Regions from separate parts of the Homo sapiens genome. Here all the other regions are linked to region 1. A link is a loop called in an ENCODE intact Hi-C map of the cell type or tissue named here. Cell type or tissue: A673. All regions are shown on one strand.

Region 1 (8,000 bases):
AGAGTTTCACTCTTGTTGCCTGGGCTGGAGTGCAATGGTGTGATCTCAGCTCACTGCAGCCTCCGCCTCCTGGGTTCAAGTGATTCTCCTGCCTCAGCCTCCCGAGTAGCTGGGATTACAGGCAAGCGCCACCATGCCTGGCTAATTTTGTATTTTTAGTAGAGATGGGGTTTCTCCATGTTGGTCAGGCTGGTCTCAAACTCCTGACCTTATGTGATCCGCCTGCCTCGGCCTCCCAAAGTGCTGGGATTACAGGCATGAGCCACTGGGCCCAACCAATTTTATTGTTTTTAATGGCCAAATAGTATTCTAGTATATGAGTACACTACAATTTATCTATTCAACTGTTGGGAAAATTTTGGCTTATTTTCAATTTGTGGCTCTTGTAAATAAAGCTGCTATGAAGATTTGTGTATAAGTCTTACCATAGACATGTGCTTTCTTTCTCTATGGTAAGTAAATATGTAAGAGTGCTAAGCTGGATTATATGATAGATGTAAAATTAACATCCTAAGAAACTGCTGGCTGGACGTGGTGGCTCATGCCTGTAATCTTAGCACTTAGCAATTAGCTGGGCATGGTGGCGCGCATGTGTAGTCCCAGCTACTCAGGAGGCTGAGGCAGGAGAATCACTTGAACCCGGGAGGCTGAGGTTGCAGTGAGCCGAGATTGCGCCACTCTGCACTCCAGCCTGGGCGCCAGAGGGAGACTCCAAAAAAAAAAAAAAAGAAGAAGAAGGAAAGAAAGAAAGAAGGAAGGAAGGAAGGAAGGAAGGAAGGAAGGAAGGAAGGAAGGAAGGAAGAGAAAGAAACTGCCAAACTATTTTCCAAAGTGGTTAAACCATTTTTCATAACCACCAGCAGTATATGAGAGTCCCATCCTCCATGACCTTACCAACATTTGATATGGTTAGTCTTTTAAATTTTGGCCATTCTTAAGAAAGTGTAGTGGCCTCTTATAGTTTTCTTTGCATTTCCCTGATGAATAATTGTGTTGAGCATCTTTTCATGTGCTTATTTGACATTTGTATATCTTCTTTCTTGGAGTGTCTTTTCACAGTTTTGCCCATTTATTTATTGGACTGTCTCACTGATTTTTGTGATAAAAACAAACAAAATAAAATTTACCATCTTAACCATTTCTAAGCACACAGTGCAATAGTGTTAACTATATGCACTTGTGCAATAGAGTTAACTATATGCACATTGTTGTGCAATAGATCTCTGGAAATGTATTATCTGTTGAAGCTCTATACTCATTGAACAAAAATTTCCCTTTTCACAACTTCCCTAAGCCCCCAGCAATCACTATTCTACTTGTGTTTCTAATAGTTTAGCTACTTTAGTTACATCATATATTTGGACTAACGCACTATTTGTCTTTTTGTGACAGCCTTTTTTCACTTAGCATAATGTCCTCAAGGTTGATCCATATTATAGTATATGACAGGATTTTCTTCTTTTTTTAATACTGAATTGTATTTCTATGTACATTTTCTTTACTTATTCATTCACTGATGGACAATTAACTTGCTTCCACCTCTTGACTACTGTGAACAATGCTGCAATAAACGTGGCCATGTAATATCTCTTCAAGACTCTGTTTTCAATTCTTTTGGATATATATCCAGAAGTGGAATTGCTGGATCATATGATAATTCTATTTAAAATTTTTTGAGGAACCTCTATACTGTTTTACATAGTGGCTGCAGCAGTTGAACAACATGAGTTTGAACTGCACAGGTCTACTTATACGTGAATTTTTTTCTATCACCTCTTCCACCCCAGAGTCAGCAAAACCAACCCCTCCTCTTGCTCCTCCTCTTCAGCCTACTCAACCTCCCAGAAAATACCTTGAGACAAATGAAAATGAAAGCACAATATACCAAACCTTACGGGATGCAGCAAAAGATGTACTAAACAAGAAGTTTATAGCAGTAAGCATTTACATTAAAATGCTTTTACACTGTCAAATTTAGCAGTGAGGGGTGGATACCAACTTTAATGACATTAATGTTAATAAGTTCTGATAACCCACTACCATTGGACAAGCCAAGATTCTTTATTGTGGTTTCTGTCAGGAGAAATGGGCAAGGTAGGGTAGCCAGTCTTAGTGTTGGCTGGTTTGAACATTTTCAGCGGGCTTTGGGACACAGGGGTTGTCCCAAGTTGTCTGGTACCTGGCCCTTGGTTGATTAAGCAGGGAAGTAGTGGTGTTGATTGTGAGTGTGAGAAGACATGGAAGGGATGTGGACTCTGGATTTGTTGGTTTCCATATGAAAGGCATAATCCAGTGCTTTGCTACATATAGGAATTGGTTAGCCCTGGGAGTGACAGTCTCTTCAGTGTCAACAAGGTCCCAGACATTAAAGCATAAGAATAAAAAGTTACCTTTAATGCACAGCCTTGTCTATATAACCAGTCCTTCTGGCCACCAAAGAATATTGTAGAATATTGTTATCCCATTTGGGAAGACAATCCGTGGTCTTATGTGGGAGGGAAAGACCAGTACACTTTCAAGTAATTACATTAACAGAGACACTCCATATATTCCAGAATTCTGCATGATAGACATTAAATTAATAGTATACAAATGTCAGTTGTTTAGGTCAGAATGTTTCCAAGTGTGATTCATGCACCACTTCATCAAAATCATCAGAAAGTACTTGTAAAAACTGCAGATTCTAGGCCTATCCTGGATGTGATAAACCAAAACAAGGAAGGTGAGGTAGGAGGTGTCTACATTTTGAGTGATTTTGTCAACTGGTTTTCATTCTCATCCAAGTTTGAAAAGCACTGCTATAGATTTGCAACAAATACTTCTCAAAATTTTAAATCTTCTGATATTTAATTTTGTTGTCATTTTTTTCTGCCAGTCACACTCAGCTTTAAATAGTTCTCTATTGCAGTGTGTAAAATAGGTAACAATTCCTTCACTTAATACTTATCCAGTGATTTATATGTGAGCCACTAAACTAGGAACTGAGGATATGGCACAGGGAACAAAACAGGTACAAAACAAAACAGGTAACAAAATATGGAGCTTTCATTTTAATCTGGGAAAACTGGCAATAAGCAGGTAAACAAATCAATAAGCAGGGTGATTTCATATGGAGATGAATGCTTTGAAGAAAATACACATGCAAATATAGTATAAAATGACCAGGACAGAGATTATCACAGGTGGGGATGTCAGTGAAGCTCTTTCTCAGGAAATGGGCATTTGAAATAAGTCCTGAATGACAAGAAGCCAAGCATGGGCAAGCCCCCTTAACTGGGACAGGAAGTATTAAATGAAGCAGAAACTCCACATCATCACAGATGGGCTTTTTGCATAAGTAAATGGGAAGGACTCCCTTCCTAGGGATAAGGCAGACACACACTCAGAACTAACAAAGAAATAATGATAAAAGTAAAATCTCTACATCCCACCCGTGAGAAGAACAAAGATGAAACCATACAAGGGTTGCCTCATCCTTCATGCTGTTAGAGAGATCCTGTCAGGAGAAGGCATTAGCCTGTTGGCACTACGCAAGAGAATAAATATTTGCTTTACAAGTTGCCTCAGTTTTCCAAGGCAGTAACTTATCTCCACTCAATCACATCATTTCCTGTTTCTATGCTGACTTTCTAAGACTCAGGGGGAAACTTCAACTAAACTTGCTTGGAATGGTGTGTTTGATGCCATACCTCACCCCACCATGGGGTGGGCACTAACATTCATCTTGCTCCCTGTGGTGCAGGTCTAGATATCAAGAGAGGGAGGTCTGGGATGCAGATATAGAATTGGACTGATAGCATCTGCCACATAGTAGACATCCAATACATATTAAAAAGTTAGTGAGATGTAGATACAGGAGTAAGCAGAAAAAGAAACTAAGTATGTATCTCCTAAATATTTTTATATACATGCATTTTTCAAGGAGAGTTGGAATCACTGTGTACTTATTGTTTCATAATGTACTTTGAAGAAAATATTTTGTTTCTGTTTATTACAAATATGTCTTTTCACTGGGGGGAAAAACCTTAGAAAATGGATAACAATGCCACCTTGTGCTCAGAGTCAGAATTGCAGGAGTGAAAGTCAACCAGAGGACTTGGCAAGGGGTTGAGGATTTGGGGAGTGAGGGAGGTGAATGAATTCCATTGTACAGAACAAAGCTTTCTGGAATATTCCTCACACTGGCAGCAATTCTTCTATATCTGTGCCCATCCTGGGATCTTCAAACTCTAGGCCTGAAAGTTCGGTCCCTATTGAACCAAACAGAAAGCTTCACGAGTTGGTGTGTGAATAATTGTGCAATACAGACACTCACACACAGAAATACTGCCAAATTGTTGTGATCTGCTTCTTTACTCATAAAACATATATCGAGAATATATTTACAAAGCAGTAAATATATGAGCATCGTATTTGTAATCATTCCAAAGTTTTTATATTTCTAACCTTTTATTCAATAAAACTTCTATATTTTAAATCTTACAGAAATGCAAATTTAAATGAAAGTATCCTTTATCTCAAACCAACATACACACATTGAATTATTGTCAAAGAAATTTTTTTAATGTGCTATTCTGTGGAGCAATATTTGCATACTTTTTAGTCAATAAATGTATCTCTACCCTGTCACTTTGTGGCTTGGTTTGCAGATTTTCCTGTTTTACAAAACTTTATCTCATAACCTTGTCAGATTACCAATTATGACTTTTCATTGTTTAATAAGTATGAAACGATATAGAAATGCATATTTAGAAATTATTCTGTTTTCCCCTTCTGCCCCACCTTCTGCCCATTATTGTAAAAATGTAGTCTCTGTTAATTTATATAGGCCTATTTTCCAGAATTTTTCTCTTGTAATCATACACATACCTATACACTCATGTTGATATATATTCTTTTGCAAAATGCAATCATATCTTATGTTTTATTTTTATAACTTATCTGTTTCACATAATTATGATTCATTTTCATTTATTTTAATTTGTTCGGTTTGGCATATTTCCAGGTGTTTATTGGAGATTTGTATTGCTTTATGTCTAAGAGTATATCACACATATAGCATACAAACCCTATATCTGAGTATAAGTTACAATTTTACTAACTTTTCACATGCTCTTTTTTTTTTTTTTTTTTTTTTTTAGATGGAGTCTCACTCTGTCACCCAAGCTGGAGTGCAGTGGCATACACACAGTCACATGCCTTTTGATTTTTAATTTTTGCTATGTGGATGGCATTTTACACTTTATAATGTTTTTTGGAATTTAAAAAATACTTTGGCACATTGTTTTAAAAAGGACAACTTAATAATATTGCTTTAAGATATGTCTTTAGGCCGGGTGTGTTGGCTCACGCCTGTAATCCCAACACTTTGGGAGGCCGAGGCGGGCGGATCAAGAGGTCAGGAGATGAAGACCATATTGGCTAACACGGTGAAACCCCGTCTCTACAAAAAAATTAGCCAGGCATGGTGGCGGGTGCCTGTAATCCCAGCTACTCGGGAGGCTGAGGCAGGAGAATGGTGTGAACACAGGGGGCGGAGCTTGCAGTGAGCCGAGATTGCGCCACTGCACTCCATCCTGGGTGACACAGCGAGACTCCATCTCAAAAAAAAAAAAAGAAAAGAAAAAAAAAGATATGTCTTTAGAACATGTGGGAAAAGGAAATAAAAGAAAAAAATAAGAAATAAAAAATAGGCCAGGCATGGTGGCTCATGCTTGTAATCCCAGCACTTTGAGCGGTCAAGGTGGGAGGATCACTTGAAGCCAGGAGATGGGGAGTTTGATACCAACCCTGGCAACATAGTGAGAAACAAAACAAAACAAACAAACAAACAAAAATTAAAAACATGGCCAGGTGTGGTGGTAGCTGCTACTCATGAGGCTGAGGTGGGAGGATCACTTGAGCCCAGGAGTTTGAGGGTGCAGTGAGCTGTGATTGCACCACTGCACTCCAGCCTAGGTGACAGAGTGAGACCCTGTCTCAGAAAAGAAAAAAAAAACACAAATAAATAAATAAATAAAATAATAAGGTATATCAAATGTCAGCTCACAGGACAGAGGGTGGAAAAGCGTAATCTTTTTGTAATCTTAAGCTTTGAGTTCTGGAACAATAATTTAAAAGGCTGTTTCCCTAGGTTGTGTTACTTAGCTTTTAGCTCCAGTTTCCTTATCTGAGTAATGGGGATAATAATTGGTCTTGAATGGAGTTGTTATGATCAAATGAGGTTTAATATAAAACACTTTCATACAATAGTTTTGTGTATGTTAATATCCTTCAGTCCGTAACACCATTCCAGCCATATTTAACAGGGATGATATCTCTTAACCGCAATAGCATCATTACAGTTTGATGTGTATTTGGGAATGTAAGAAGGGAACCACACTCAGCTATATTATGTAGGAAATTCAGTGCTATCTCTGGTCTATGCACTCCAATGGAGTTGGGGTGGAGAAGGTCCTCACTCCTTTTCCATTGAATAATTGTGTTTTTCCTGTACTCTGTTGGGGCCTTCTGTGTTTACATCAGGTGTGTACATGACCTGGGGCTCTGGGGCCTTATTGGAGCTTCAGAAAGAGGTTACTGATGGTGAGTGTGCAGGGAGGGACACTGGAGGAAGAGTTAAGAATTGTTCCTGGGACCCAGTCCCTGAACCATCCAGGGTGAGTTTCTTCTCTTTGCCTTGACTTGAACTGTCACACAGTTGTTCAATGAGCATCCATCACTCTTCACACCTCCAGTGGCCCAGGGGATGGAGAGGTCGTGGTAATCATTGCATAAAGTCCAGGTCCTTGTGGAACTTATGGCGACCTCTGTAAAACCACCTTATTATACAAGAACAGGGAGGCCTCAATGGAATAATCAGAGACTCCTCAAAGAGGGGCTAGGCCTGGTACAATGGGCAGGACTTGTTGGGGGTAGTTGGAGAAGAGAAGAGAGGGGGGTCCAGCCTGACTGACTGGGCCAGGGGAACAGACAGGGCTCTGAGATAACTGACCAGACACTCTAGGTCTGAGGCCATCCAGGTTTGGGACCAACTGGTGAAGAACACATTTGCTTCAGTGGGATGCTGCAGGTTACCTTTACCTGAAATTGCACAAATATGGTGAGAAGGGAAGTGCCCTGTATGCCTCTCACTGGTCCATGAGGGCAGGGAAGAAACAGGAGCACTGACAATAGTAAAGTGATTGATGTCAGCACCCTAAACCTTCATTAAAGTGGGAAGTGAATATCAAGGGGAAGGATTTACCACTAATTGAGCACCCACACTTTCTGTAAATTGTCCACCCACTTTAATTTCTCTCTGACCCCAAGCCCCATGGACCCCTATCTGCCAGTGAGTCCTAGAGTCACATTCTTAACCAGAACATTCTCTCCACAAGGTCACACTCTCCATGTTTTCATTTGCTTTCTCTCTGCATCCTCCCTGAGATTTTTCACAAGGCTTTTCTCTCCCTCTGTTGCCTCAGCTCTTTTCATCAGCTCAGTGTGTTGTATCACAACTCAACAAGGTTCTGACAAGATTGGGCACAAGTTAACACTCACCTTTACTATCTTTTAGATATTGCATTTTTGCAGTTATTTCTGCAGAGTTAAATGTATACTCCCACTCTAACAAAGCTGCATGTATTGACCAAACAGCCTTTTATGGTTGGGCAACTGTGCTGTTGTAAGCATATGGGCTCCCTCTACTTTACTCAAATGTGCACTTTTCTCTTGTCCACACACTGCCTGACCTTTTCAACTGTGTTCTCTGTATGGGATTTCCCCTGGGATGTAACGATTTGTTACTGGATTTCAATCATGTTGTCTGCACATGTTCCCACATGCAAAATTGGCCCTATCACTCTCTATCCTTTTTGGATGCCTTCAGTGATTTACCAGGTGGGCCCACAATACTCCTTTCATTTCTCTCTAAATTCATGTCTCTGTCAACTTTCTCAAGGTAAAGAGTAATGAAGATGCAGGAGATGATTCCTGGGCTGTCTTGAGTCCTTTGACTT
Region 2 (8,000 bases), 94 kb before region 1:
TCTGGATCCTCCACCTCAGGGTCTTTTAGAAGGCTGCAATCAAGATGTTAGCCTGGGCCACAGTTTTATCTGAAGACTAAGCTGGGCAAGAATCTGCTTCCAAACTCACCTTTGTTGTTTTGGCAGGATTCAATTCCTCGAGGGCTATTAGACTGAGGGCCTGAGTTCCTCACTGGCTGTTGGCTGGCGAACACTCTCAATTCCTTGCTATATGTGCCTCTCCAACATGGCAGCTTGTTTCATCAAAGCCAGCAAAAGTGGGAGGAAGGAGGAAGGAAGAGACAGAATGAATCTGCTAGCAAGATGACAATCACAATCTTCTGTAACATAATCACAGAAGTGACATCCCGTCACTTTTGCTGTATTCTATTGATTAAGACAGTTATTTTACCTGCACTCCATAGGAGGGATAATTACACCAAGGCATGAATACTCTATCCAAGGCTAACATGAAATTTACATATCTCAGTTCTGTCAATGGGAATTTTTATGTGTTTCAATTGCATTTGTAAGCTAACTGAATAGTTCTTTGGATCTGGATCTGTTGTTAGCTTGTATTTCTTCTTAACGTAATCCATGTTAAGAAAAATGCAGTTGAGTACAGAAGAAATCACCTAATATTCCACAAAAGATAATAAAATTCAAATTGTTATGTAATAAATCTAATGCTTTTTTCATGATCTCATCCTTTACATTTTAATGGTTCCCTGAACTGAATTCAGATATTCACCTTTATATTCTGCAAGTTATTATGGCTTTTAAGAACTGATATCAGCTGGGCACGGTGGCTCACGCCTGTAATCCCAGCACTTTGGGAGGCCGAGGTGGGCAGATCACAAGGTCAGGAGATCCAGACCATCCTGGCTAACACGGTGAAACACCATCTCTACTAAAAAATACAAAAAATTAGCCGGGCGTGGTGGCGGGTGCCTGTAGTCCCAGCTACTCAGGAGGCTGAGGCAGGAGAATGGCGTGAACCCGGAAGGCAGAGGTGCAACAGAGCGAGACTCCGTCTCAGAAAAAAAAAAAAAATTGACATCATAGTAAATATTTACATACCAGTAGCCATTTAGACATTAATGTGCATCAGAATCACCAGGAAAGCTTGCTAAAAACAAAAGTTCTGAAGCCCCATTCAGGGGATCTATGTTGGGACCCAAGAACTTTGTATGAATCCACATTTTCAAGAAATCCCCTGGTGATTCTCACACAGGTGGCAGATTAGCATAGTTTTAGAAACACTGTGACATTACTAAATGAACCCAGTGTTCCTTTAGGAATGGCAAGTAATCTAAGTTACACATCCAAAGTTATTTACTTGTTTAGAAACTGAACCGAGACAAAAACTCAGAGCTCCTGACTCAGTCATTATTAATTTTACTTCGGTTAAGTGCCTGCCTCGTCATGAAGAAACCACAGCATGACCAACAGACATTTTATTCCTGAGAATAGGAACTATGCTGGACTAGTGAGACCTACCTTTGAGCACTCTGCTAAACATCTGAAGGGAAAATCTGAGGATGAGAGTCTTGCATAATAGGTGTGGATGGGAGAAAAAACAGGTAAACACAGGTCTCACACAAATGACCTCATTCCAGTCATGTGAAGGAAATGCCACCCCCAACTTATACAAATTCCTGAGTTTATTTACCTGGCTAAGAGATCCAAATTTGATTAGCAAGTATTTTTTTTTTCTTTTTTTAAGAAAACTTTTAGGTTCCAGGGTACATGTGAAGGTTTGTTACATAGGTGAACTTGTGTCATGGGCTGGGGGCAGGTGGGGGGGTGGTTGTTGCACAGATTATTTCATTACCCAGGTATTAAGCCCAGCACCCAATAGTTATCTTTTAGGTTCCTCTTCCCCCTCCCACTCTCCACCCCTACAGATCCCAGTGTGTGTTGTTCCCTTTTTTGTGTTCATGAGTTTTCATTTAGCTCCCACTTATAAATGAGAATATGCAGTATTTGGTTTTCTGTTCCTGCATTAGTTTGCTAAGGATAATAGCCTCCAGCTCTATCCATATTCCCACAACAGACATGATTTCTTTATTTTTATGGCTGCATAATATTCCATGATGTATATGTATATTTACTTTATCCAGTCTCTCACTGATGGACATTTATGTTGATTCCATGTCTTTGCTTTTGTGAGTAGTGCTGATCAGCAAGTATTTATTAAGTGACTCTACTGCCTTCAAAGGTTATTTAAAAATGTTTCCAATTTTTCTTAAATTACAGAAAATATAAAAAATACATTAACCCATCTCATAGAATGAGTCCCTATATTAATCCTTTGGTATATTTAATTTCAGTACTTTTCTTTTCATGTATTAAGTACAATCAATATAAATTTTTAACAAAAAAAGAATATAGAGATTGCTTTTTAAAGGTGCTTTATTAACTTCACTATAATGAGCATCTTTCCATGCAATAGGTAAAATTCTTCTGCTAACAAAAATCTTACAGACTGGTTCAAAAACACAATATTCAATTAGAAGCTGGTAATAGGAGACCCACGTAAACAAGTGACAGGTAAAGGTTTACAACAAGGGCACATCATGAACATGTAAATTCGAAAGCAGGGGTCTGTTTCCGTAATAACTTTAGGGAAACCATCAGGATTCAGGGCATAAGGCAAAACTCATCATGATGGTCATGGTGAGGGGGGTCAGTGCTGACTGCCCGCAGACTATGACTCAACTGCTTTTCCCTCAGCTTTTCCATCAGCTGTCTCACCTCCTCCCCAATCCTTTCCATATTCTCTTCTCTCATCCTTGCCTGTGGTTCTCCAAGCCTATGCATCATATCCCATCTATACTGCAGGATGGGCTGCCTAACGCGGAACCGCCTACGATTTCCTCTAGGCACACAGTATTCACCAGCATCCAAAGGGAGGGCCAAGGGCTCCCCTTTATTAGCAACTTGCTCCTTTTCTTCATTTTCTTGGTTGGCATTTTCCATGCTGAGACTGTTTACTGCTCGTTTCTCTTTGGACTCCATTACTCCTAGGAGACAAAAGGAGAGAGAAGGGGCTGAACAGCTGGTGAACGCTTCAGTACCGAGGACAGAGGCACGGCTACTCATTTTTCAGGATTCCGCGTCATGGCTATCAACATGTTTTGTTTTGTTTAATTTCACGTTTCCCACCAGAGAGGTTTCGTGCGCCCACTAGGGGGCCCCCATTCGAGCCCGCCCCCCCCCCCACCTCTCGTGTCTTCCCCTACCTGCCCCCAAACCCACCATTTTCCCTACAGATCCATCCCTAGATCTCGGCAGGCACCAAAATGGAGGACGGGAGATGGGGGAGTTGGGAGGGGACCTCAGACTGGACTCTGCACCCGCCCCCACCACCGTCCCTCGCACTGACCTGGGCCTATCCTTGTAGTCTCCTCCTTCTCCCGATTCTCGCCACGAGGTGCGCCGCCGGGACACTTGGCCCCGCAGACCTGCAGAAGGGCTGGGGTGTGGGGAGGGGGGGCTGCTGCAGCGGAACGCTAGCTCCTTCTCCGCCTAGGGCCCTCCTCACTGCCAGCGCCCCGCGTCTCCCGCCCCCCGCTCCCACCCTCGGCCGCCTCGCCCCCCGTGGTGTTCACCGTTTTCCTGCAAGGACTCGGGAATGGTTTTCCATCGCTCTTGGTTGCTCTGCTGCCCCTGGAGCCCCAGCCGCCACTGCTTCCCCACCCCAGGGGACCACTATGTTCCCAAGAATGTTGGGGTGTGGAGAAAGCTGGCGGGGATCCCCTGCGCTGTTCTGCGCTCGTCGGGGGGGTCGGTGAGCCTCTGCTGGCCTAGCCAGGGCGCGCGGGCCCCGGGGCCCTTACCTGGTCCGCTTTCCCCCGGGCCGGATGCCAGCCCGCCGAGCGCAGGGCAGCGGGGAGCTGGTAGCGAGACACGAGTGACGACTGCACCGAAGGCTGCGTAGCTCTGCAGCTCCCGGTCACGTGAGGGCCGTGCGTCACCGCCAAGCTCACCCTCCTTCTCACCAACCCCCACGGGCCGGCGGCCAGTTAACTGGTACTCCCCCCTTTGGAACACACAGACACCCCCCTCCTCCCGTCTGTGCGCGGTGCCCCAGTGCGCACAGCCCCGTCACTCATCTCCGTCCTCTCCAATCTGAGGGCCCACAAGTGGCATCATCGCTTTGCGGTTGGAGTTTACCCATCTTCGGTTATTTGGGAGGGTCTGTACCCTTCCTTTCCCCCACCCCAAACCCCCTTCCTCTGGCCTTGGCCTTTTCTTCTTTCCTCTTCTCACTGGCTGTGTATATGCTTCCTAATAATTTCTCTTTATTTCCTTTTTAAAAATCAGCATCCCTCAAAAAATTGAAAATAATCAAATTTTATTTTTGAAAGAAACACTTCAACCTGGGAAAGTAATATATATATATAGTTTATGTTCATCTATAGCACACAGAAAACATTTTCTCTAGGCTCCACACCATCATTTTTAGAGCATTCTCACTTGTTTGAAAATTTTATGAAAAAAAGGAGAGAAAATTTTCCTGAACACAGTTGGTGTTTTCAAAATAATCTGTGAAGTAAATCTTCAGGAAACAGTTCTGTTGTCAGATCTTGGCCATTTTATGTAAATAATCTACGTTTTTATCCTTCTGGGACAAATTTCAAGTTTTATTAATAAACATTTCTATTTTATTCTATTATAATAAACATTCATTAAATATGAAAAAACATTTGCTGACAACTAATGCCACCTGCTAAAATTAGTGGCTATCACTGTTGATGGTTTGAAGACTTAAGCAAAAGGAAGAGCTGTGAGGCCAAGGCAGGTTGAGTGACGCAGAGATAGAGTATCCCTGCCCTGACAAGAGGTTGGGAAGGTGCTGGTCTTCCACTGTTATATTCGAGAGCTTCTTAATTCCTATGTTCAGACTCCTAATTCTGTTGCTTACTCCAAAAATATAGATGGACAGGTGACCAAGGTGGTGACCTTAATATATCACTTTGGCTCCTTCCTTCTATTTCTTCCCCAAATTCCCACCTAATGACTCACTTCTCAGCATAGTTGGGAGGTCTCTTCCCATTCTGGAAACCAGAATAGGGCTTTTCTACAGCTCTGTGGTGAGAGATTCCAAGAAAAGCCTAGAAGTAATTGAGGAGGTGGGAGGAGTGGGGAGCAGTTCTCAAACCTGCCTGCTCTCTTCTCTTTTTCACCCACCCCGGGGAAAAGTCTCTTTGGGACATTTTTGCTATCTCTCACCTGGCTTTTGTAGTGCAGCATACCGAGACCCTCACCCTGACTGTCTCACCTCCAGGTCACCCAGAAGAGCTTAGTCTTGCTGCAGGGTCACTATCTGCCAGTCCATACCCACTCTGATACCTCTTCATTTATGCTAGGGCCTGGGGAACACTCTCCACTGACCATTCTTACTACACTTGGCTTTCTCAACTCAGAAGCCTGTGGAAGCCCTTAATACTACTATTTCTTCTTTTTCTTCTTCTTCTTTCTTCCTTCTTCCTTCTTCTCTCTTCTCTCTTCTTCTTCTTCTTCTTCTTTTTCTTCTTTTCTTCCTCTGTCTCTCTCCCTCTCTCTCTCGGTCTCTCTCTCTCTCATCACTTCTTCTCACCTTAGACATGTTTATTTTCCTTTGTTTTCTACCTTAGTACTCACCCCTTGACCAACCCAGAAATGTGGCTATTATCCTTGAATCACTCTACATTGTCCCTCATATTCAAATAATAACCAAATCTGGTTAAGTCTCAATTTATATATGTGTGTGTGTGTGTGTGTGTGTGTGTGTGTGTGTGTGTGTGTGTGTATATATATATTTTTTTTTTAGATGGAGACTCACTGTGTCAGCCAGGCTGGAGTGCAGTGGCGTGATCTTGGTTCACTACAACCTCTGCCTCCCAGGTTCAAGGGATATTCCTTCCTCAGCCTCCAGAGTAGCTGGGACTACAGATGCACACCACCATGCCCAGCTAATTTTTATTTTTATTTTTAGTAGAGACGGGATTTCAGCCATATTAGCCCCGCTTGTCTCAAACTCCTGACTTTAGGTGATCCGCCAACCTCGGCCTCTTGAGTGCTGGGATTACAGGCGTGAGCTACCGCACCTGGCCTCAATTTATATCTTTTAAAAACAACTTTATGGAGATACAATTTGCAATCCATAAGATTGCCCATTTAAAGTGTAAAATTCAATGGTTTTTAGCATATTCATAGATACATGCAACCATCACCACAGTCAACTTCAGGATATTTTCGTCACCTCAAAAAGCGACCTCCTATTCTTTTGCTATCACTCTCCTATTCCCCCATCCTCTTCATACCAAAGCAACTACTAATACGTTTTCTGTCTATAGATTTCCCTATTTTGACATTTCATATGAATGAAATTGTATAATATGTATTCTTTGGAAATTGGATTTTTTATTTAGCATGATGTTTTCAAGCTTTATGATTCCAATATGATTACTCATTTGAGGAATTGCCAAACTATGTTCCAAAGTGGCTGAATATTTTACATTCCTACCAGTAGCATATGACGGTTTTGATTTCTCCACATTCTTGTCAACATTTGTTATTATCTGAAATTTTGATTCCAACCATTTTAGTGGGGGTGAAGTGGTATATCATGGTGGTTTTGATTTGCATATCCTTGATGACTAATAATGTGGTGCATCTTTTCATGTGCTTATAGGTCATTTGTATATCCTCCTTGGATCAATGTCTATTCAGATCTTTGTGCACTTTTTATTTGAGTTATTTTTCTTTTTATTATTGAGTTGCAAGAGTTTTTATATATTCTAGACAGAAATCCCTCACTACATATATGATCTGCAGATATTTTAGCCCATTCTGTGGGTTTTTTAATCAGTTTCATAATGGTGCCTTTTGAAACACAATGGTGTTTGGCCAGGCACGGTGGCTCATGCCTGTAATTCCAGCAATTTGGGAGGCCAAGGCAGGCGAATCACTTGAAGTCAGGAGTTTGAGACCAGCCTGGCCAGCATGGTGAAACCCCATCTCTACTAAAAATACAAAAAATTAACCAGGCGTGGCAGCACCTGCCTGTAGTCCCAGCTACTCTGGAGGCTGAGGCAGGAGAATCGCTTGAACTTGGGAGGTGGAGGTTGCAGTGAGCCGAGATTGTGCCACTGCACTCCAGCCTGAGCCACAGAGCGAGACTCTGTCTCAAAAGAACAAAAAAAGGAAACACAATAATTTTTAATTTTGATGAAGTCTAGATTACCTTTTTCTTTGCTGCTCCTGGTATTGGTGTCATATCTAAGAATCTTTTGAATTCAAGAGTCATTTGAATCTAAGAATCCTTTGTAATCCAAGGTCACAAATATTTATCCCTATATTTTCCTCCAAGAGTTTTATACTTCTAGCTCTTCCATTTAGGTCTTTGACCCAGTTTGAATTAGTTTTTTATAAGGCGGGAGGTAAGAGTGTAACTTCATTCTTTTATATGTGGCTATGCAGTTGGCCAAGCACCATTTGTTGAAAAGACTATATTTCTCCACTGAATTGTCTTGGAACCCTTGTCAAAATTCATTTGAGATTAGCCACATAGTTTTACTTTTGGACTCTCAAAACAATTCCATTGGCCGGGCGTGGTGGCTCACACCTGTAATCCCAACACTTTGGGAGGCCAAGCGGGGCAGATCACTTGAGGTCAGGAGTTTGAGACCAGCCTGGGCAACATGGCAAAACCCTGTTCCTAATAAAAAAATAGAAAAATTAGCCGGGAGTAGTGGCGAGTGCCTGTAGTCCTAGCTACTCAGGAGGCTGAGGCAGTAGAATCACTTGAACCCAGGAGGTGGAGGTTGCAGTGAGCTGAGATTGTGCCACTGTACCCCAGCCCAGGTGACAGAATGAGACTCCGTCTCAAAAAAATAAATAAATAAAATAAAAGCGAGAAATTATTAAGTGTAGTGAGGAAGGCATGTCGAAAGCCAAAATAAAAGCTAGAAATTATTAAGTGTAGTGAGGAAGGCATGTCAAAAGCCAAAATAGGGACAGGTGTGGTGGCT
Region 3 (8,000 bases), 210 kb before region 1:
CTCTAACTAATTAGTTTCCTTCTTCCTCACAGGTAACCACTATGCAAAATTTGGGGTTTACATTTTTAAGACATTTCTCTATATTTTTATTACATTTGTATAGATCTACACATGAAATATGGTATTTTTAATGGTATGATTTTGTTAACTGAAATATCACCAATTTATAGATTTTAAAAAGGATAGCTTTATTTCTTATAAAAGGTTACAGCCTGCAGAGTGGCCATTCTGATGGGCTGAGAATGTAGCCGTTGGAAGAAGCCCAGAAGCAGGCACTTTGAGGGAGTGAGAGGTAAGACAGGAATTTAAGCTGAAGGGGTTGGACAAAGATACATACTCAACACGTTATAGGAGGAGCTATGAATATTAATGAAGGGGGTCCTGGCACATGGGTACTGAACAAACATGTATGTTATACATATGGACCAGGTTCACCTTGGGGTGGAGACTTCACATTTAAATGTATTACAATTAGGCCCTATACGTTAAAAGAACTTTTCAGAACACAAAGGCACTCAAGTCCTGCCCTCTTTAAACTGGCCAGAACCGGTCCATGGTTGGTGATCTTCTAATCAGAATAAAGTTACCAAAATCAGTCTCTTGTCCAATCAAAACTGTAGCTATTGCTGGTGGAACAGGGGCTGGGGATCAGCATCTAGTGGTGGATGAGCTGCAAGTTGTTTTAATATTGCTTATCTTGAGGCCAGTACTTGTTTAGCTGCTGGAGAAAAATGCAAAGGAAAGCTTGTGTCAATTAGAACACAGTTTATTCTTTAAGTGTAGAGTGTGTGACTTAACCCTTGCCTGGCATGGCCTTAGGTCTTATTTATAATTTGATATCTTATTGCCACAAAGAGTCTGTTCTGCCAGTCTTATGATCTCTATTTTAACATTAATGCTGGTCAATTGTCGTATCTAAACCACAAAAGGGAGGGAGCATAACAAGTTCTATCTGACCCCACTTCCTGTCATGCCCAGGAACTCAGTTTTAAGGATTTTGGGGGGTCCTCTTGGCCATGAGGTTTGTTCAGTCGGTTGGGGGGCTTAAGGTTTTACTTTTAATTTACATTTTTATCTCTAAATGCATGAATACCTCATGGAATAAGAGGAAGGAAGAAACATAAGGAGAACAAATACATGTTCAGATTTCAACAGTGGGATTTGCCATATATGCCTACATGTCATGTATACTCTCTTTCCAACTTGCCAAAACAGACAGGCTCATTTACCCAGTTTATATGCTTAGGGAGCATTAATAAAATCTGCAGATATTATTTTCAAGCCCACTTTTTTTCCTGATGTATTCAAACACCTAGAGTTTCCCTGGAGTGAACTAGCCTAAAACAATGACTTAGTGTATTCTTTCATGAAACACCTTCTATTTGTCCAGACTACTTGTACTTAACTCAAACTGTAACTCATGTGGGGTTACCCTGTACATCTGGAACCTAATCTGGGCCAAGCTGATGAAAGAAGACAGTGATTCCCTGCAGTTAGTTTTCATATGTCCAAACTACTATCGAAATCCCTTGATTGGTTTAAGGATGCATCTCATTTAGAACCTGATCTAATTTTGTTTGACGGTTGTTATGACATGAGTACACTTTTCCATTTCATTTATTATTTTTTAATTGCACAAGAAACACACTTCAGAGGTGTTTGAGTTCACATGTGTTACTTGATGTTGTGGACAGAGGCCATAGTGCAGTGGGATAGTCAGTGGAAAGTGGAGAATATTAACAGGGAATGTAGAAAACTCTTTATGGAACTTTGAATGTAAAGAAAAAGAAACCAAGAAAGAGGAGGAGACAAAGAGAGAAAGAAAGAGAGCAATAAAGAGAGACAGAAGAGATATCTCCATCATGTGGCTGCAATGGATGCTGGTAAGTCCAACGAATGACATTTGAAAATCTTAAATTACTTGAAACTTGATCAAGTTTAAAATTATTGGGCAGTAGAAAAATTCAAAAGAAAAAATAATGGGAAGGAGCCATCTCATCTCAATTTAACATTTGAAGTTGCCCATATATTCATATCTTTTCTTACCCTCTCATTTCCACTTTAGAGCTAATGAGATGCCTCCACCGGGACAGCATGAAATCTGAGCTCAATAAACATTTAGTTATTACCTAACAAAAGAATAGACAATTATGTGTAAAAAATTCTGCTAACTATTGGATTTGTGCCTCTCCAGAAGGCAGCAGGTGGCTGAAATCCTGGTGTGATGTGGCTGGATAATACATGGCCTGAGGACTCCTGCATTGATGACTGCAGGATGGGTCCAGAATTTTCCTATACATAAATTAAAATACTAAGCAGTCCAGAAGGAGCCATTAGCAGACATCACACTTTGCTTACTTTGCTATCTATCACTGAGATCACCAGGTGAGTTCAAAGACATGCCTGTATTCCAGGCAAGGGAAACTGGATTTGGGTCAGCTCAGGGGAATGATGTTGAACAGCTCTTATAAGCTTCTGATAACACCCAAGAAGTAGAGAAACTACTGTCTACAAAACTTTGAACTCAAGGCATATCAAAGGAACATTTGCTTTCTTCAACTGTTTTCTTATAAAGGGAAATAATGAGAAATGATTTTTCACAATGCCTGCCTTAACCCTGAGGCCCAGCCAGTCCCTACTGCTGTGTCCCAACATTTAAAGATAATTGAAGTCCAACTCCATGCCGTATATTCTCAAGAGGTTTTCTCATTTACCCCCCAGGACAGCTCTGTAGAGATGGTATGGTCAATCCCATTTCACAGATGACCAAGCTCAGCCTCACAGAACCTAAGTCACCTCCCCAGGAAAGTGGCAGGATTGGAATGAGGTTCCATCCCTCACCCTCCCTAGATGGCTCTGGGCAGCCTCCCTTTTAGAAGATGGGCTTCCAGGCCTTGATAAATGGTCAGATTCCACTCCCTGGCTGTTGTTCCCCACAGGTCCCCACTCCACAACCCCTCTGGGTAATGATGAAGGCAGAGGAGGTGAAATCTCATGCTTTGTACCAAGAGACATGGGTGTAGGGCCACACGAGTTGGCTGATCCTTGAAGTGGTGAATGGGCTCAGGCAGAAGCTCAGGTGTTGGCCTTGAGACAAGTGAGCTGGAGAGAGGGAAAGTAACATGCACTGAACTACTGTAAGCAAATGCCCTTTACATCTCATCTCCTTTAATCTTAACTGCCGTCCAAGGTACCCATGACTATGACCATTATTCACATCAGGGTGCTGCCTTTAGGAAATTTTATGCAAATAAGAGAGACAACTTGTTCTTTCCAGATCAGCAGCTAACTTTGGAATACTTAAGGTATTTTTCTATTTTGACTTGATGGCTCCAGGCCTGTTAATGCTTTAATCTTCCTCAAGGGATAGTACACACGCCTCAAGACGTTTTTAAATATATTTAATCTTCTATAATCCTAAGTATCAGTCAAATTACCCAATATCACCACCATTATTCATATAAGGTTACTGATTTTAGGTGTGACTAAGTAAACCAGTAAAATACCCTTGTTATCTCCCTATCAACAGTTAATTTTGATTATTTTAAAGTTTTTCTCATTTTGTCTTCATGCTTTTGGGGCTGTGAATGATCTCATCTCCTTGGGGTCTGCCATTACATGATCCCAGAGTATTAAACTTTTTTTTTTTGAGATAGAGTTTCACTCTTGTTGCCCAGGCTGGAGTACAGTGGTGCAATCTTGGCTCACTGCAACCTCTGTCTTCTGGTTTCAAGCGATTCTCCTGCCTCAGCCTCCCAACTAGCTTGGATTACGGGCGCCCTCCACCACGCCTGGCTAATTTTTGTATTTTTTAGTAAAGATGGGGTTTCACCATGTTGGCCAGGTTGGTCTTGAACTCCTGACCTCGTGATCCGCTAAACTTTTTTTTTAAATTATGACCCATATAGTTTTTAAGTAACAATATTACTGATGTTGAAAAATTCTAAATGAAAGAAAAAGGTTTATATATCCCAGAAAATATACTTTTAAAAAATAACCTAGATAAATGGATGCACACAAATTGTGACAAGTATGTGAAAAATTCCAGAATACTGTGCCCGATGCCATTAATTAGATCCCACCCTCCCTTCCTCCCTCCCCTCTCCTGCCCCAACTCTACTCCCAGATGTGCAATAATTTCTCTGGCCACCAGGAGGCATCACAGCTATCTTCATCTTTGTCGTTCTTTTTTAATGAACAGAAGTGTATTCTACAGAGTAATGAATGTTATGAAAATATTTATTATAATAACAATTCTGTTTGGAAAATTCACATGCATATTAAAAACAGTCCTATTTGCTGTTCACCCCAAATCTACATCGAATTCATTGATTTATCTCTTCCCTCCTCGGTGTAGATTGAGGTGTCCACACTGTAGAGGGGTGCCTTCCAGAGAGCTGGGTGTTCACCCTCCGTTACCCTACCGTTGTACAGGCTTCTCAAACCTCTCACTCCCTCTCACTCATCCCCTCTCCAGGACATTATGGACGCAGCTGCCCAGGACCCACTTAGGCACGCCCATACTCTCTCAGTCACCTTCTGCCTGCCTTGCACTATTAATGCTAATGATTGCCAACGTGTGCTAGAGCTGTCTGGTGTTTCATTGTTGATGCCATACATATATACAGACTTATTTTACACCTATCATCAGGTTTTTTTCTGACAGAATTAGAATTACTCTGTAATCTAGATTCATAAGCTAAGTTTTAAGGGAGGTATTTTATTTTTTGCTCCTTGCAGACCCTTCTTGATAGAGTTCGATAATGGTGGTACCGTGGTGCCCTCTCGTGACAGAAGGCTGAACTACAGCTAGAACATCGCGAGCAGGAAGGTGGGAGGGAGAGGCTGTGGCCCAAGCCCACCTTACAGAGCTTTCTGGAACTCTGGGTGGCAAAGCGGACATTCTCAGTATTCCCAGGGACATTGATGGGCTCAAGACAGAAATCGTTATCTCTTACTGTGCTGAAAAGAGAGTTCTATATCAGAAGAAAAAGGTCATTTTAATTTTTATTCTTTGACCACTGGAAAATCAGAGACCTAAATGAGGGAAAAATGGATCCAGACTACTTGTTCAAGTCTTTGTACCCCTCTTTAAATCTTTATTAGCATTTTTTCATGGAAATAAATTTCTATAACATTCGAAATTACGTTACAATATACGTTCAATATTTTTATATTAACTGGTGTTTCATCGTAGGATGCTGTAAACTTTATTTCCCCAGTATCCTAGTGGTAAAAAGTAAGCTCCCTTACCATAGTTTCTATAACAGATGATATTTGTAACACTTGCTCATATACACAAATGTCTTGGCAAGAATTTCTTAATAAGATTTTGAAAGCATCCTTTTAAAATCTCAGATACTCTAAAATTTTATATTAATATAATGAAATCAGAATAATATTTATCAGATATACTCCTAATATCCCAGTATGAGAGTTGCTATTTCTTTTATTTTTATATTCAAGTATAATTCATTTCTTTATTCACTTAATACTTTTTAAACTTTTACTTTAGGCTAGGGGCTCAGGGGTATATTTGCTGGTTTGTTATATAGGTAAATTGCTTGTCACAGGGGTTGGGTGTACAGATTATCTCATCATCCAGGTAACAAGCATAGTACATGATAGGTAGTTTTTCAGTCCTCTCCCACCCTCTATTCTCAAGTACACGTGTCCACGTGTACTCATGTTTATCTCCCACTTACAGGTGAGAACATGTTGTATTTGGTTTTCTGTTCCTGTATTAGTTCACTTAAGATAGTGGCCTCCAGCTCCATCTATGCTGCTGCAAAGAACATGCTCTCATTCTTTTTATGGTTGTGTAGTATTCCGTGGTGTGTATGTACTACGTTTTGTTTATCCAGTCTACCATTGATGAGCATTTAGGATGATTCCATGCGTTTGCTATTGTGAATAGTGCTGTGGAATGTGTGCATGTCACTTTATAGTAGAATAATTTATATTCCTTTGAGTATATACCCAATAATGGGATGGCTGGGTTGAATGGAAATTCCATTTTAAGTCCTTTGAGAAATCACCACACTGCTTTCCACGATGTCTGAAGTAATTTACATTCCCACCAGAAGTGTATAAGCATTTCCTTTCCTCCACAACCTCGCTAGCATCTGTAATTTTTGACTTTTTAATATTAGCCCTTCTGACTGGTGTGACATGGTATCTCATTGTAGTTTTGCATTTATCTAATGATTAGTGATGTTGAGCACTTTTTCATATGCTTGTTGGCCACGCATATGTTTTCTTTTGAAAAGTATCTGTTCATGTTCTTTGCCCACTTTTTAATAGGGCTGTTTTTTGCTTATACGTTTGTTGAAGTTCCTTATAGATTCTGGATATTAGATCATTGTTGGATGCATAGTTTGCAAGTATTTTCTCCCATTCTGTAGGCTGTATGTTTACTCTGTTGATAGTTTCTTTTGCTGTGCAGAAGCTATTAATTTAGTTAGGTTCCATTAGTTAATTTTTGGTATTGTTGCAATTGCTTTTGGTTTCTTCATCATAAAATATTTGCCAGGGCCAATGTCTAGCATACTATTTCCCAGGCTTTTTTCAAGACTTTTTTTTTCCTTTTTTTTTTTTTTTTTTTTTTTGAGACGGAGTCACGCTCTGTCGCCCAGGCTGGAGTACAGTGGCATGATCTCGGCTCATTGCAACCTCCGCCTCCCGGGTTCACGCCATTCTCCTGCCTCAGCCTCCTGAGTAGCTAGGACTACAGGCGCCCGCCACCACAGCCGGCTAATTTTTTATATTTTTAGTAGAGATGGGGTTTCACCATGTTAGCCAAGATGGTCTCGATCTCCTGACCTCTTGATCCGCCCGCCTCGGCCTCCCAAAGTGTTGGGATTACAAGCGTGAGCCACCGCACCTGGCTTTCAAGACTTTTTATAGTTTTAGGTTTTACATTTAAGTCTTTAATCCATCTTGAGCTTAGTATATGATGTAAGGAAGGGGTCTAGTTTCAATCTTCTGCATATGGCTAGCCAGTTATACCAGCACCATTTATTGAATAGGGGGTTATTTTCCCATTGCTTATTTCTGATGACTTTGTTAAGGATCAGATGGTGGTAGGTGTGTGGCTTTATTTCTGGGCTCTTTGTTATGTTATATTGGTCTCTGTGTCTGATTTTGTACCAGTACGATGCTGTTTTGGTTACTGTAGCCGCTCAAAGTCAGGTATGCTATGTAGCATAGTTTGAAGCCAGGTAACATGATGTCTCTGGCTTTGTTACTTTTCCTCAGAATTGCCTTGGCTATTTGGGCTCTATTTTGGTTACATATGAATTTTAAAACAGTTTTTTCTAATGCTGTGAAGAATGTCATTGATTGATTGGAATAGCATTGAATCTATAAATTGCTTTGGTAGTATGGCCATTTTAACAATAGCAATTCTTCCTATCCATGAGCATGGAATGTTTTTCCATTTGTTTGGGTCATCTCTAAATTATTTGAGCAGTGTTTTGTAATTCTCTTTGTAGAGATCTTTCACCTCCCTGGTTAACTGTATTCCTAGGTTTTTGTTTCTGTTTTTGTAATTGTAAATGGGATTGCATACTTGACTTGGCTCTCAGAGTTGGACATTGTTGGTGTATAGAAATGCTAATGATTTTGTACACTGATTTTGTTTGCTAAAGTTGAAGTTCGAGGAGCTTTAGGGCAGATTATGGGGTTTTCTAGGTACAGAGTAATATCATCTGCAAACAGATAGTTTGACTTCCCCTCTTCCTGTTTAGATGCCTTTTATTTCTTTCTCTTGCCTGATTGCTCTGGCTAGGACTTACAGAATTATGTTGAATAGGAGTGGCAAGAGTGGGCATCCAGTCCTCAAGGGTAATGCTTCCAGCTTGTGGCTGTTCAATATGATATTGGCTGTGGGGTTGTCATATATGCCTCTTATTTTGAGGTATGTTCCTTCAACGACTAGTTCATTGAGGGTTTTATCATGAAGGGATGTTGAATTTTATTGAAAGCCTTTCTGCATACAT

The links. A loop is a pair of places that touch in the nucleus more often than their neighbours do. Peaks named below come from ENCODE experiments on the same cell type or tissue, not always from the same donor. Only the 100,000 strongest peaks of a DNase experiment are listed, where the experiment ranks them.
Region 2: it touches region 1 in a loop (3-fold over the local background); 9 of 110 quality-filtered maps call a loop at or near these places.
Region 3: a loop joins it to region 1, with 5 times the contacts of the local background. A loop is called at or near these places in 52 of 110 quality-filtered maps.

The regions. Positions count from the first base shown.
Region 1 is chrX:103,154,159-103,162,158 of GRCh38, forward strand. No RefSeq gene overlaps it. Among named protein-coding and RNA genes, the nearest start is that of BEX4, 57 kb to the right of the region's middle. In A673, a CTCF peak has its summit at 4,046 (motif pointing left); DNase peaks (open chromatin) are centred at 3,313, 3,583 and 4,073; H3K27ac peaks cover 2,313 bases.
Region 2 is chrX:103,060,275-103,068,274 of GRCh38, forward strand. It overlaps BEX1 (brain expressed X-linked 1), which reads right to left and starts at 3,897. Exons shown (of 3, transcript NM_018476.4): 1 at 3,822-3,897; 2 at 3,368-3,457; 3 at 2,377-3,005. The coding sequence starts at 3,000. The coding sequence ends at 2,623. RefSeq lists an enhancer at 3,787-4,081. In A673, no CTCF peak of the experiment used is centred here; DNase peaks (open chromatin) are centred at 3,087 and 3,967; H3K4me3 peaks cover 670 bases.
Region 3 is chrX:102,946,972-102,954,971 of GRCh38, forward strand. The region is part of intron 10 of LINC00630 (long intergenic non-protein coding RNA 630); the gene reads left to right. Among named protein-coding and RNA genes, the nearest start is that of RAB40AL, 14 kb to the left of the region's middle. In A673, CTCF peaks have their summits at 4,147 (motif pointing right) and 4,786 (motif pointing left); DNase peaks (open chromatin) are centred at 4,150 and 4,790; H3K4me3 peaks cover 573 bases.